3 separate regions of the Mus musculus genome follow, and all the other regions are linked to region 3. A link is a loop called in an ENCODE intact Hi-C map of the cell type or tissue named here. Cell type or tissue: heart. All regions are shown on one strand. Region 1 overlaps Nfatc3 (nuclear factor of activated T cells, cytoplasmic, calcineurin dependent 3). Region 2 overlaps Tsnaxip1 (translin-associated factor X (Tsnax) interacting protein 1). Region 3 overlaps Dus2 (dihydrouridine synthase 2).

Region 1 (5,000 bases), 55 kb before region 3:
CCAGGGGATGGAACAGGCGAGTGATGGGGTGAAAGGGAACCAGCATAACATACTTCAGCACTGGAGTGCCGTCGTTTACCACAGGGAGAAGTGGGCCTTGATGAGGGTCCTGAGGCTGGTCTGGGGCTCAGCCAATTCTCATCAGTGATACTAGATCTAGGAGAGTGGCAAGGAGATTGCCTAGGTGACAAGGAGTGTCCAGATCCATACTGTTGATGCCAGGACTCTTCTCCAGGGCAACCTCCTGGAGAGCCACCTGGAGAAGTCAGAGGTGAACCAAGAGTGAATCGTGCAGCAGCTTCATTCAACTCTGAGTCCACATCATCATAAATGTGGGAGAGAGATTCACAAGAAGATGCATCTGAGAACCAGCTCCTAGAAGAAATGCTGCTGGCAGGACTAGGACTGAGGGAAGATTCCCGGTAGGATGGCTCAAGTGGAAGATAGAGATGATCTCTAGAAGGCCTTTCCAAATATTCCCTTTCTGGGTCATTTATATGTAGGTCATCTTCATGAGCATCTGTTCCTTGATGACAGTTAGGAGAAATGGATGTGATTTGAATACTTGGGCACTCAAAGGGTTTAGGACCACCTAATGGACTATATTTAGATTCAGAAATATCACCAGTTCCTTCATAATTTTTGTAACCTTGGAGCTGAAATGATGGTGACAAAACAGAAGAGTGAGACTGCAGCAGTCCATGATGTGGTAAGCCAAGGGATGAGTTTAAAGTAGATGGAGGTGGATCTACATTAAAGATGTAAATGGATGCACAATCATCTGGTTCAAGATCTATGAAAAAAAAAGAAAAGAAAAAAATCACAACCAAAAAGGTCAATAAAAGAAGAAATTAGAAAATTCAAGTGTATAAATTATTAGATGAAACAGTAGAAACAATCCTGAGGAAAAACATTTGGACATCAAAATGCATGTCATTAGCTTCACAAAAGAGCTGGGCACAGTGATTCTTGTCTGTTAAATGTTAACAACACGCAGGCAGAAGGATTACTAAGAGTTCAATGCCTACATAGTGAGTTTTAAGCCAGCTTTCACTATTTGGTCAAACCATAGCTCAACAACAACAAAGGTTGACTTTTTAAAAATACATTTATTCATTTTTTGCAGATATGAATATATGTTACATAAGGAAATATGTAATTATGCGACCTTCTTTTTCTTTACTTCTACATTTCCAAAAATTATAATCTGAGAATAATGAATGTTTTTTATAGAAGGTATATTTCTGTGTACTCTCTTGCATACACACAAAAATTAAAACCATCTTAGAACTATAAGATAATTGGACTAGCAAGATAGCTTAGTGAATAAAGGTCCTTACAGCCAACCAAAAGGTCTGAGTTCAACCTCTGGGACCCACATGATAGGAGAGAGCCAACTCCTGCACACTGTTGTATGACTCCTATCTGAGCACAGTGGCATGTGCACACTCACATACACACCCTACACCCCCCCCACACACACACAGTGGCATGTGCACACCCTACACCCCCCCCAACAGTAGCATGTGCACCTCCACCCCACAATGGCATGTGCACACTCACACACACACCCTATACCACCCCACACACATAGTAGCATGTGCACACACACCCACATCCCCCCCCTAAAACCTGAATTTAATTAAAGTCTTTAGAGATTTTATTATTTTAATTTTGTGTGTGTCTGCCTGCATTTATATTAACACACCACATGTGTGCAGTTCCCTTGGAAGCCAGAAGGTGGCATAACGTCCCCTAGAACTGGAGTTACAGAAGGCTGTAAGTCACTTTGTGGATGCTAGGAACAGAACCTAGACCCTCTGCAAGAACAGCAGGTGCTTTCAACACAGACTCATCTCTCCAGCCCTAAGGATTTTTTTTTAAGGATAGAAATTGTACTGTATTTGACAATTGCAGTTTAAGACTGAGTGAAGCAGAGCCTTTGAAAAGCGCCTTGGGAGCCAGGTGATGTTGGTGCATACCTATAATCCCAGCACTCAGGAGGTAGGGGCAGGTGAATCTCTATGAGCTTGAGACCAGCCTTGTCTACAGAGTGAGTACAGCCAAGACTACAGACAGGGCTACACAGAGTAACCATATCTCAAAAATACAAGAGTGGGGAGGGAGGAAGGTGGAAATGAGGGAGAGACAGGCGAGACAGAGACACCTTTGGGCTGGGAGGAGATGATGGATAGTTCATACTAGAATTTAGGAGGCAGAAAGATTGACAGTTCTAAACCAGACCAGGTCAGGCTGTGAGTTTGAAGCCCATCTGGGACACACAATGATATTCTGTCTCAAAACCAAACAACTAAAGATGGGATTTTATTAATTTCTGGTAGAGGTATGCTTTGTTGTTATTTGTACTGCCCCACCATTAACATTGACCTGGCCTCTTATTCACATTATTTACTCTCTGTAGGTATTTTCCTTGTAGTAAAATTCAAGATTTCTCTTTTCTTTTAGGAAGGGTATATAATTAACACAGACATCTTCTTCCTCAGTAGTCGTATCATCAAGAATTCACGTCTGCACACAGCAGATCAGGTTACAAAGCCACTAGATGGGGCTGGAGAGGTGGTTCATTAGTAGAGAGCACTGGCTGTTCTTTCCAGGGCCTGGGTTTGATTTGACTCCCAGCACCCATAAAGAAGCTCACAAGTGTCTGAAACTCCAGTCCCAGTGATCCAATGTCCTCTTCCGAGGGCACAAGACATGTATATGGTACACAGACATAATCAGGCAAAACATCGAACACATCAAATTAATTAAAACAAAAAGCGACCAGACACCACTAGATTCTTTACCTAAATAAAAAATAGCTGACTGAGGATATTAAATTATAGTTGATCATTAATCTTCACAAATTTAGACTATTCAATTTACTCCCTCGCTAGGCCTGGTGGCATGCATCTTCTGTTATCCCAGCACTCTAGCTTGTGCTGTGGAATTGAGACTTTAAGGATAGCTTTGGCTACAAAGAAAAACTCTGTCTCAAAATAAATTAAATTAAAATGGATAAAATTAAATAAAACCCACCCCTTGTTTTTTTATATTTAAGCAAGTCCTGCCAGCAACAACTATACTAGCAACTACTATATTCTTTATCATTATACAATCCAATTTTTTTAAAAAACAAATTTTTACTTAAGAATGTACTTTAAAAATCTTGTTTTGAATAAAAATCACCTATGAAAGTTTTTTTTTTGTTTGTTTGTTTGTTTGGTTGGTTTTTCGAGACAGGGTTTCTCTGTATAGCCCTGGCTGTCCTCGAACTCAGAAATCTTCCTGCCTCTACCGCCCGAGTGCTGGGATTAAAGGTGTGCACCACCACGCCCAGCTGAAAGTCTTTATAGTTTCATTCTAATGTAATTATTTTATCAATGTTATTCCAGCAGTTGATTAATGCTGAAATTTGTAACTTCCTCCCAGCAAACTGTAGATAAAAACAAGTAAATACACAAATGGTGTCTTGAGGCTGATAGAAACAGTTCATTGGGTAATAGTGCTTTCTGTACTGGGATGAGAACTTGAATTCAAACCCCTGTGACCCATAAATGAGGGTGGGCATGGCTCCAAGTGTCTGTGACCTTGGCACCGAGGGCTAAGAGGCAGTCAGGTCTCAGGGGTTCCCGGGAGGTGAGTCAGCCTAGCTGAAATGGTGAGCTCCTGGTTCAACGAGAGGCCCTGTGTCAAAACCATAGAACAGTCACAGAGAAACACCTGACCTCCTCCTCTACCCTCCTCATGCACGGGAGCATGAGTGTACCCACACAATGTCTTAAAGTAATACAAAGACATGAACACACACACACACAAAATAGTTTCATCTTTTTCCCCACGTGTCCAGAAGTCCTAACTCTGAGACGATGGCACTCACTCCAACCACACTTTAACAGTCATTGAGATTTTCAACCGTAGACTTCATGATGCTCCAGAACCATTTTGACTAATTTAATTTTTGTAAATGTTCTATCAGCCACCAGAGGGCCCTAGGAAAGCAGACAGTAATCTAGAGAATACAGAGAGCATGTTCACGTCTTTACGAACAGTAAACCAGGGTCTGGCAGAATACAGCCTGTGAGCCCAATCTGTCCTACCACCTGGTTTTTTGTTTTTAAATGACAGCCTACAAGTTAAGAATGGTTTTTAAAAGAAAATTTTATGGATATAATGTGATTCAAATTCTGTGTCTATAAATAAAATTTTATTGGAACTTGGCCACACTCAATTATGTGCTGTCCATGGTCATGTTCCCACAAAGATAGAGAAGAGCAACTGTGAAAAAACACTTTAAGTTCTGCCGCATTGCTGCTCGGGACACAGTAATACAGTTTTGTTGTTTTGTGTTTTTCAGGACTGAACCTAAGGTGTTACAAATACTGGGCAAACAAACATAGTACATCAAGTTCTATATGAAGTCCTCCAACACCTTTTGTTTTTAAAGACAGAGAAATAGGGGAGGGAGTGTCTCACTATGTATCTGTGATTGGTTGGCAAACTGCCATGTACACAAAGCTCGCCTACAACTCTATGTATACCTGCCTTGTGTTGAACTACAGTGATTCTCCTGTCTCTGCCTCATGACTAACAACAGTAATCCCAGGATGTGGATGGCTGAGGCAGGAGAACTACTGAAAGAGTTTGTCAGAGCAAGACTTTGTCTCAAAAACAGAGATGAGAGGGGGGTAAAAAGAGACCCTGTCTCAAAACCAAAATAAGAGCAACAACAATAATCAACTAATCAATCAATTAATAATCAAGCAAGATGGACATAGTAGCACAAGGTCATAATACCAGCACTGGGAAGTTGAGGCAAAAGGTTAAGAATTCTAGATCACCCTTGACTATATACACCTGGCTCCTCAATCCAGCCCTGCTTTCAATTCTTTAGCAAAGCACAGTGACTCATAACTGAAATTCAAGTACTCAATAGACTAAGCAGGAGGACTGGCACAAATTCAAGGCCAGCCTGAGCTACATGGTGAGTTCCAGATCAG
Region 2 (5,000 bases), 190 kb after region 3:
TGACCCATAACCCCCACTGCTTCCATATGAGACTGCTAGGAACCTGGGTCTGGCCAAGTAACACCTAAGTCTTTAGTACCATGGTGCTGGAGAGGAAAGACAGGTATGAGGCCTTGCCTGGTGCCAACTCTGAGGCTTAGCCACTCACCAGTGTGGGGCAAATATGCCATTCTGCCCAAGTTGACTCTGGCTGCCCAGGCCGTCAACTTCTTGCCTACCAGATCCTGTATCTATTAGTCTCTCACCTGTAGCCCCTCTCTATATCAAAGACCAATGGGACATTGAAGATTCTAGCTTCCTGTTCTGAACTCAATGTGAAAGAGAGACTTCTTTCAAACTTAGCTTAGAATGAGTGTGCATAGGTATGTGTTGTGCTGTGGTTCATAGACGTCTACCTTAGGTATCTTCTTTGAAAGAAGGTCACTCACTCACTCACTGAACCTGAAGTTCACCAGTTGGCAAGGCTGTCCTTATTCCTGGCCAATAAACTTCAGGAATCTGCCTGGCTCTCACAGGCAGCCCCCAAGTACTAGAGTTACAAATGTGGCTGGACCAGGCTTTTTAACTAGGTGAGTTCTGGGAATCCAGACTCAGGCCCTCACACTTGTGCAGTAGACTTTTCAGCAACTGAGCCATCTCTCATCCCTCAGAAGCACCGAATATAAAAGGAGACTTGAGATCTGCAAGCACAGAAAGCTGCTGGGTTACCACTAGAATGAACACAGGCTCTGGAACCACCCTTGATTTGGAATCCCAGCTCCACCACTTTCTGGTGGGTATAAGAGTGTGCCCAGAGCCTGGCTCATGGGTCAGCCTTCAGTAAATGCTTCAGGCTGTCTAGGTCAGAAGTCTGAGAGTCCTTTTTGGTCATTTCTGATTCCCTCTCTAATGTGTACCAGAGTCTGGACGGCATCTAGACTGACCATTCTCTTTGTTTCTGAGCTAGTTCCTTAAGTGTCTCATTGTTGCCACCAGGCCAGAGGTCAAGGGACACATGCCTCTTTTCAAAGAGGAATAGTGGCAAGATGGAGGACCACTTCCCTGTGAAGGTCTGCTATTCAGTTCTGATGCATGAGGTTTCTTTTCACCCTTGACATGTTGGGTCTGTGGGCTCTGACCTGCAGCCTCAGTTCCTGTGCAGAATCCGTGCTCAGGTCCAGCAGGAGGAGTTCCTTGCGCAGGTAGTTTTCTAGTTGCTCCAGGTACTTGGGCTTGGAGATGCTCATGGACTGCTGCTGGCAGCTACTGCAGAGGATGGTGGGCTGAGATGTCACTCGCACCCATGGGTCTTTGCACTCTTGGTCTGGGGCTGCAAACTTCACTAAGTTCTATGTCCTGGAACAATACCTAGCCTAGATCAGCCCATCCCCCATTAGGCTGGCCCTCGCTTACTTGGCTCGATTCCGGCTGTCATCTGAACAGGGCTTTCGATTATGTAGAACTGTCTGGCCACTGGTGTATGTAGGCCATGGTGACAGGTGGCCACCCAAGGATAACTGCAAGGGCTTAAGCGGGGAGGGACAGCTGGGGTTACTATGGCAACATTAGTCCACACTTCCCTTTTTTAGTATTGTTGAAAATTGAACCCAGGACCACCTTACACATGTTAGGTAAACACTGTACTACTGAGCTGTATTCACAGCCTCTTCCTCTTCTAATATTCTTCTGCATCCACACACACACACATATACACACAATCTTGCTACATGGCCCATGGTGGCTTTACACTTGAGACCTTGCCTCCAGTTCCTATATGCTGAGATCACAGGGATATGCCAGTATACCCAGCTATACAGACGTCATTAATATGGTCCATAGTTAAGACTCTGGTCTTTTAGTTATAGATGGTTAGGATTAAATCTCACATCTTCCTTATTAGCAGTGAGACCACAATTTAACGTCTCTGAGCCTCAGACTTTTCATCTGTAAAGTAGGGATAACAGCAGTCAGCATCCTAACGTATGAGTCAAGGATGTTGGGAGAAAACTGTGTAGTGCCTGCTAGGAACCCAGTAAATGCAAGTTCTACTCTTCTATATTGTCAGGAAACACCGAATGCCTGTACTATGACAAACAAATCTGAATACTGGAGAGCCCCAATCCCTTCCTTTTGGCACTGTACAACATGCCAAAAGCGGAAAGAAATAGGAGAGGAGGGTAAGTCAGGCTAATGCCTAGATGGATAAGACAGGCAGGACTACAGAGATGTAGTAAATGGAACATGCAAGGAGACTGGGGTGCATCCTTTCGGGAGGAAGAAGGAGGTGAGGGTCCCCTGGTGAATGGGGTTTCATTTTGATCCATTATCAGATGCATGTGGTACCAAGTGGTATGTATGGCTTTTTAAAAAAATCTTTTCATGCTGGGCGTGGTGGCGCACGCCTTTAATCCCAGCACTCGGGAGGCAGAGGCAGGCGGATTTCTGAGTTCGAGGCCAGCCTGGTCTACAGAGCGAGTTCCAGGACAGCCAGGACTACACAGAGAAACCCTGTCACGAAATAACCAGAAAACAAAACAAAACAACAACAACAACAAAAAACCCCCAACAACAAAACCTCAGGGAAACCATTCAGGTGGGGGTGTGTGTGTGGCAGGGAGTGAAGCAAGCAAGCAAAGAAATGACTTTCTAAGTGTGGTGGCTCGCGGCTGTAAAATGGTAAAATGCCAAAGCAGAACTGCTGATTGGTGAGCCAGTCTATCCCAACAAACCACCTTTTTGCATAGTTGTCGGGAGTGGCCTGTAATCCCAGCATCCTGCTTAGGAGTGGAAGCAGAAAGAGCATGCGTGTGATACCACTGTGTCAGACTGTCTCAAACAACAGAAGTGGAGACACCTGGGCTCATTTTTGAATTTTTGAGTTTGGAAAGTGTTTCAGGTTTCCAAAAAGAGAGGAAATCTGCTTTTTCAGCTGGAGAAAAGATGGACACCTTACTTTGATTTGCGCAGGCGAATGAAAACGCTGTACTCCGTGGAAGTGGCTGCTTCTTTGGGGGGGGGAGGGGGCAGGAGCGGGGAGGGGAGGGCAGGGGTGTTAGCGTCTGCCCAAGGGCTGTTAGAATGCTCACGATGTTCCTCTGAGTTCCCTGCTCTTTGCTTCCCCCTGCAGGTAAAAACTGGAGGTTGCCCCACTTCCGGGAGATGGCTGGAGGAACAGCTCCTTCTGGTAGTTGGTGACACAGAGGGGAAAAAAAAGTGCTTGGACTGCAGGTCTACATTGAGTTGGGCATCAGATCAGAAAGCTGGCTGAGACCAGAATGGAACTGGAGGTCGCCTTACAGGAACGTGGCTGATCGTGTTCTCTAGAGAGACCATATTTGCCTCCTTCTCCTTAGACAGGGCCTGGCAGTTCCCAGCTTCATAACATATATGGCCTATATGTTCCCAAATGAACACAGTCACACAATGAAAGCAGCACAGCACCCATAGTGTCCCATTGTCAACTAGAGCCTTAAACTGCGCTTTTATATGTATGTGTGTGTGTGTGTGTGTGTGTGTATATATATATATATATATACATACATACATATATATATATATATATATACATATATACATACATACCTATACACACACATATACATACACACACACACATATATATATATATACATATACATACATGTATATATGTATATACACACACATACACATATAAACTGGAGTTTACAGAGTTAGGAACAGGACCCTGGTCAAGAGTAGCAAGTGCGGGGCTGGTGAGATGGCTCAGTGGGTAAGAGTACCCGACTGCTCTTCCGAAGGTCCGGAGTTCAAATCCCAGCAACCACATGGTGGCTCACAACCATCTGTAACAAGATCTGACGCCCTCTTCTGGAGTGTCTGAAGACAGCTACAGTGTACTTACATATAATGAATAAATAAATCTTAAAAAAAAAAAAAGAGTAGCAAGTGCTCTTAAGCACTGTGATAGCCACTCTAGCCCCTTCAAAGAAGACATTTTCCTCTGAGATCTGAACAATGGTTATTTGTTGTCTGAATTACAACAACCCTATGTCAAATTAACAAGAGCTCCAAAGAGGAACGAGGCAGGCTCAGTGGAAAGGGCTTTCATAGCATGTGTTTGATCCAAGACATTGAAAAAGAAAATCCAAAACAAAGCTAAAATAGTTAGGTAATAAGGCAGTTTTCCCTTTTGGGAAGGGAAGAGGAAAAGAGAAAGGGTTTTGAGTGGGATCTTTCTATGTAGCCCAAGTTGGCCATGAACTCAAAAGCTTCATGTTCCAGCCTCCCAAGTGCTGGAATTAATAAGGGTGTGCCACCATTCTTAGCTGACCACACTTATTTTTATACAAATACTTTTTAAAGAAAGGGTCTCTCTCATGTAGCCCAGGCTGGCTTAGAGCTTACTATGAAGCTCCAGATGGGCTTTAAACTTATAGCAATCTTCCTTAGCCTTCCAAGTGCCAGGGTTACAGGTGTGAGACACTGTGCTTGGTCTATACAAAAAATTTAAAAGACAGGAACCTGGAACTCAGAACCAAACCCAACAGAGAAATACTCTGTACTGTGTCTTTACATGCTTGTTCATAAGTATTTACAGAATTCAAGTACTATACCAGACCTAAAACCATAAAGACAAAAGGTTCAGGTGACAGCAGACAGTGTCTGATACACACAGCTGCTGATACACACAGCTGCTGATACACACAACTGCTGATACACACAGCTGCTGATACACACAGCTGCTGATACACACAGCTGCTGATACACACAGCTGCTGATACACACAGCTGCTGATACACACAGCTGCTGATACACACAGCTGCTGATACACACAGCTGCTGATACACACAGCTGCTGCTGATGAAATGGAAGTCCATTCCCGAAAGGTGAGTTACAAAGTGAAGGGTGCGGAGGGAAGGGGCTGAGTCTTTTCTGCCTAGAACAGCTTGGGCCCACTTTCAGATCAGTGGGAAGGATGAGCCTGCCTCACCTTCTCTTCCAGAGCATGGGGAACCTGGCTTCTGGGAGGGAGTCACATT
Region 3 (5,000 bases):
TCAAATCATCCAAGTCTAATATTCGGTCCTGGACAAACAACCACAGTCAAGTTCGGGTAATCCTGTGGTGCCCCAAGGGGTGGGAAATGTCCAATAGGCAAAAGGACAGTGGACATGTGGGAAAGCATTCAGTGTGTATATATGCTGTATGAGTGAATGCACATGTGTGTGCAGAAGCACATGTCCATGAAGTTGTGTGTGAAGGCCAGAGATTGATGTGAAATGCCTTCCTCATTTGCTCTCTACATTATTTTAAAAACTGTTTTACTACATCTATTTGTTATACATAAAGTTGGTGCACATGTAATTTATTATATATATACCAATGTGTATGTGTGTGTGTGTGTGTGTGTGTGTGTGTGTGTGTGGTGCACATGTGGATATCAAAAACTTGAGAGCCCATTCAATTCTTCTACCACGTGAGACTCAGAGATGGAACTCAGTCTGGCTTAGCAGAAAGTACCTCTACCCACTGAGTCATCACACCAGGCCAATTTTTCTTTAAAAAAGCTGGATAGGGGGCTGGAGAGATGGCTCAGTGGTTAAGAGCACTGACTGCTCTTCCAGAGATCCTGAGTTCAATTCCCAGCAACCACATGGTGGCTCACAACCACCTGTAATGGAATCTGATGCCCTCTTCTTCTGGTGTGTCTGAAGACTGTGACATTGTACTCACATAAAATAAATAAATAATTCTAAAAAAAAAAAAAAAAAAAAGCTGGAGAGGTATCCTGCCTACGTGTGTGAGGCCTTAGATTCAACACTCAGTATCAGGGGCAGGGGAAAGGCAGAAACCTCACTTCTGAGCATATATCCTAATTGAAAGTAAGATCTCAAAGAGATAGTTGCAGCATTTTCATAATCTTAAGAGACAGAAGCAGCAGGACACTGGTGGCGCACACCTTTAATCCCAGCACTTGGAAGGCAGAGGCAGGCAGATTTCTGAGTTCGAGGCCAGCCTGGTCTACAGAGTGAGTTCCAGGACAGCCAGGACTATACTAGAAACCATGGCTGGAAAAAAAAAAAAAAAAACAAGAGAGAGGGGGGAGGGGAGAGAGAGAGACAGAAGCAACCCAATGTGCACTGATGAATAGACGAATAGGCAATGGGCTACAGATACACAATGGAACATATATATCATATAATATATATATATATACACACACACACACACATATATACATATATATGTATGTGTATGTGTGTGTGTATGTGTATATATACACATACATATGCAGTATGGACCACTGAGAAACACTCTCAGACCAGCTCAACCACTTGGAAGAGGCTCAGATCCAGCAGCCAGGAAGAAGCACCCTGAAAGTAGAAACCTACAGAACTGCTTAGAAGAAACGAAGAGCAGCTGAGCTGACTGGAATGTGCTCCCTCCAGCATGATGAGCTTCCCTGCAGGCTGTGCAGTGCGCTCCAAGTCTCCAGCTTTTGTGAGTTTTCAGCCATGCTTGAGCGGGCCTTGCTTTTTTGGGTCATTTCTACTTTTATAAGTAACCCCTGACCCCTATTCCTATAAATAACCTCAATAAAGCTCTGGCTCCCCAAGCTGGACTTCTTGATCTGTTGTTGGTTCCATATCTAGACTGAGAGACATCTGCTCACATCTCCTCAGGAATAGTGTCACACAACTGATAGACGGACAGGGGAAACACCCATTATATATAAAATAAAAATGAAAAACTAATCTTATCAGATGTGGTGACATTTGCCGTTAATCCCAGCATCAGGAAACAGGCAGGCAGATCCCTGGGAATCTGGGCCAACTTGGCCAACACAGTAAGTTGCAAGCCTAACACAGCTACAATATTATAAGACCCTGCCTCAAAAAGCCAATACATACACAAAGAAAATAAGTCATGTGTCTCCTTACAGTTTGGACTATTGGAATACCTCTGTACAAGGTGGGTAAACTGACTTGATTCTGTAATCTCACAGATCAACCATGTGATTCACCTAGAAAGAACATCCAGGCAGTTTGGATTGATGCTGGCCTGTAGAGCAACTCTGACTCCACCAGGGGGCACTGTAACCACACTGTACCATGCCCAATATTCAGACTCTGGTCCCAAGCCAAGCAAGAGAGGCACCTGCTTTTCTCCCTGTGGTCCTCAGAGCTGGGGCTGGGTGTGAGACTTAGGACTGACACCTCTAGCAAAAACATCTTTGTTCCTTTACCAACTCTCTCAGCATAGAGCACATCAAACAGGGCTAAAGTATGTGGAATTTCCACTCCAAATTTGAGCAGAACCCTTATTATTATTTATAGGAACCCAGAAAGAATTAGTCACATTTACTGGTAAAACATGCTTTTCAAGTTGGAGCAATAGCTCATCCAGTAAAATGCTTGATGTGCAAGCTCGATGACCCAATTCAGTCGCCGACACCCATATTAAAACAAAACAAACAACAACAAAAAGCAAAACCCCAAAAAACAAAAAAACAAAAACTGGGTGTGGAGGCTGGGTAAATGGCCCAACTTGTAAAGTGTCTGACCGCTAAGTACAAGAATCTCAGTTCAGACGCTCAACCTGGAAGTCACTCCATAACACACACACACACACACACACACACACACACACACACACACACACTCACAGTTCTGCTCCTCTGAAGAAGCCTGACTAATACAATACCACAATACCAGCACTTGGGAGATGGAGTCAGAGGGTCGAAGACATTCTCAGCCATATAGTAAGTCTGGAGCTAGCTTAGCCTCAGCCACCCTATCTCAAGACAAGAAAGAGGAGGGAAGAAAGAATGGGAAGAGAGGAAGAAAGAGTGGGAAAGTGGGAAAGGGAGGCCATACTAAAATGACCACATAAACCCTGGGCCCCTAGTTTCTAAACGGCTTGGACCACCCCAAGGATCCCCACAGAATAAGCTGACACTGGAACCCGGCAGGCAGACTCCTCCCGCTGCACAGCTTCCATAAGCCTCATTAGTGCAGATGACTTAGGTCAAGCGCTGTACCGTGGAGGCCATCCCTCCCGCATCTCTCTCAGTGAAAACTGCCCGTGTTCTGGCTCTCTGGGTTCTCGGGAAGAACGAGGGTCTAAAGAAGATCAGCACATATACAAATGGTGGCATCACTGCAACACTGAGAAGCTGGGCCCAGAACAGGCTCAAGCCCAGGTGAGCTGATGACTCTAAGGAGCAGAAGCCCTGCCCACCGCCTGCTCTGGTACATGAAACCTGCAGGTGGGCACGGCAGGGACAAGGTGCCAGCACTCCATGGGTCAAGTCTCATTTCCACTAAAGGAACAAAACTAGGGAGATGGGACATGGAGCTGACGACCATCCATCGATGAAGACAGAACAGAAAGCACAAGTCCAAGGGAGAGGACACCACTCACTGTGAGCTTAGAAGTGACCCTGGAAGGACACAACTGGACAGGCTTGCAGTAGAACAGCAGGTAAGCTGGGGGCTGCCCTGGAATCCATCATCCTCTGAACCTGGTTGGCAAAAAGGGGCTGCCCTGGTGAAGACGTGCGACGTCTCTCTACTGTTCTGCTGGATCATGTAGGGTTGTCCATAAGCAAAGAAAGGGAAACCATTGTCTGCTGGCCATGGTAGTGCAGCCTTTAATCCCTACACTCGGGAAGGTGGAGACAGGTACATCTGGGGTCTGGGCCACCCTGGTCTACATATTTCCTAGGATTTGGTCTTTCTGTCCCCATGCCTCAGGCTCTGAGACATCCGAGGTTCTTTACTGTTCCTTTACCCATTTCCCTTCCAAACCCAAGGACTTTTCTAGAAGGTAAAGGTGGGTGGGTGCCCACCAAGAAAATCTACAGCTAACATGAGCACCCCAGGAACCTGAAGAGGCAGATTATTAATGTCAGGCGCCACAACACCTGAGCCCAGGAGACATGTTCCTCCCTACCCAGGCATATTCTAACATGGGGAAGGCTTATGGACCTGCTTACAACCAATTCCTGTCACAATTCTCTACAACAAGGATGTGAGCTTCTGTAGCCTCCATTCAGAAACATCTCTTCTGCCCTCGGCCTTAGATTTTTGGAACAGCCACATACCTGATGGCAGATACCTGTAATTGCAGACCTCGCAGCACTTGAGGGCTGGAGTCAGGAAGATCTAGATTTCAAGGCTAGCCTTAGACATGTATACAGTTTGGGGACAGTCTGAGTTACAATAACACATTGTCTTGATAAAACAGGGCTTCTCCTCTTTTCTCTCTGCACGCATGTCCCCTTCTCTCTTTCTCCCTCCCTCTCCCACCTCCTCTTTCCACATGGTGACTTCCCAAGCCTTGGTCCTTGGGCCCAGTGAACAAGGGAGAACAGCTTTCCAATAGACCTGCCTTTAATATAGAAAGAAGGGGAAGGGGAGGAGAGAAAGAAAAATCTTTCTGGGGAATACTTCCTCCCTTCTTCCTCTTACCCCCCCCCCCCCCACTTCACCTTGCCACCATCTTGGAAACCCCTGGCCCTGCTCTACTGTTAAGTAACAGCGTGCATATCCCCAACCTGGGACAAACCGCACAGCCACCCCCTCAGGCCTCCGAGCTTTCCGTTCCATAGGGCTGTGAGCTAGCAGACCAGGTGCCAGTCAAATTCTACACTATCATATCCACGGGACAGGACAAGGGCTTTACCTTCTACAAGTTTCTGCTAAAATGACTAATGCCATCCTATCCAACTTTACTGTGTGTCTACCTGCTTATGTCTCACCCTTCCACATGGCCACCACCCCAAGAGCCACCTCAACCTTGGCAGTGCTTCTGGGAGTGTCTTTGACTTTGATCACGGCCCAAACTTACGCACTGTCTAGACAATACTGCTGAGCCTTGCAAAGAAAGCAGATGTTAACTAGGAGTGGTAGCTGATAGAACACCCTTTTTTTTTTTTTTTTTTTTTGGTTTTTCAAGACAAGGTTTCTCTGTGTAGCCCTGGCTGTCCTGGAACTCACTCTGTAGACCAGGCTGACCTCAAACTCAGAAATCCACCTGCCTCTACCTCCCAAGT

The links. Hi-C counts contacts between places; a loop is a spot of excess contacts. Peaks named below come from ENCODE experiments on the same cell type or tissue, not always from the same donor. Only the 100,000 strongest peaks of a DNase experiment are listed, where the experiment ranks them.
Region 1: a loop joins it to region 3, with 2.2 times the contacts of the local background. A loop is called at or near these places in 2 of 42 quality-filtered maps.
Region 2: a loop joins it to region 3, with 9 times the contacts of the local background. A loop is called at or near these places in 11 of 42 quality-filtered maps.

Annotation. Positions count from the first base shown.
Region 1 is chr8:106,074,397-106,079,396 of GRCm38, reverse strand. It overlaps Nfatc3 (nuclear factor of activated T cells, cytoplasmic, calcineurin dependent 3), which reads right to left. Exons shown (of 10, transcript NM_010901.3): 2 at 1-793. Among named protein-coding and RNA genes, the nearest start is that of Nfatc3, 17 kb to the right of the region's middle. In heart, CTCF peaks have their summits at 1,759 (motif pointing right), 2,557 (motif pointing right) and 3,987 (motif pointing right); no DNase peak of the experiment used is centred here.
Region 2 is chr8:105,833,651-105,838,650 of GRCm38, reverse strand. Tsnaxip1 (translin-associated factor X (Tsnax) interacting protein 1) reads right to left here. Exons shown (of 16, transcript NM_024445.4): 3 at 1,393-1,505; 4 at 1,119-1,245. It also overlaps a transcript of Ranbp10 not described here. Among named protein-coding and RNA genes, the nearest start is that of Tsnaxip1, 8.4 kb to the right of the region's middle. In heart, a CTCF peak has its summit at 3,121 (motif pointing left); a DNase peak (open chromatin) is centred at 3,110; H3K27ac peaks cover 354 bases.
Region 3 is chr8:106,019,740-106,024,739 of GRCm38, reverse strand. All of the region lies in intron 2 of Dus2 (dihydrouridine synthase 2), which reads right to left. Among named protein-coding and RNA genes, the nearest start is that of Ddx28, 11 kb to the right of the region's middle. In heart, no CTCF peak of the experiment used is centred here; a DNase peak (open chromatin) is centred at 2,069.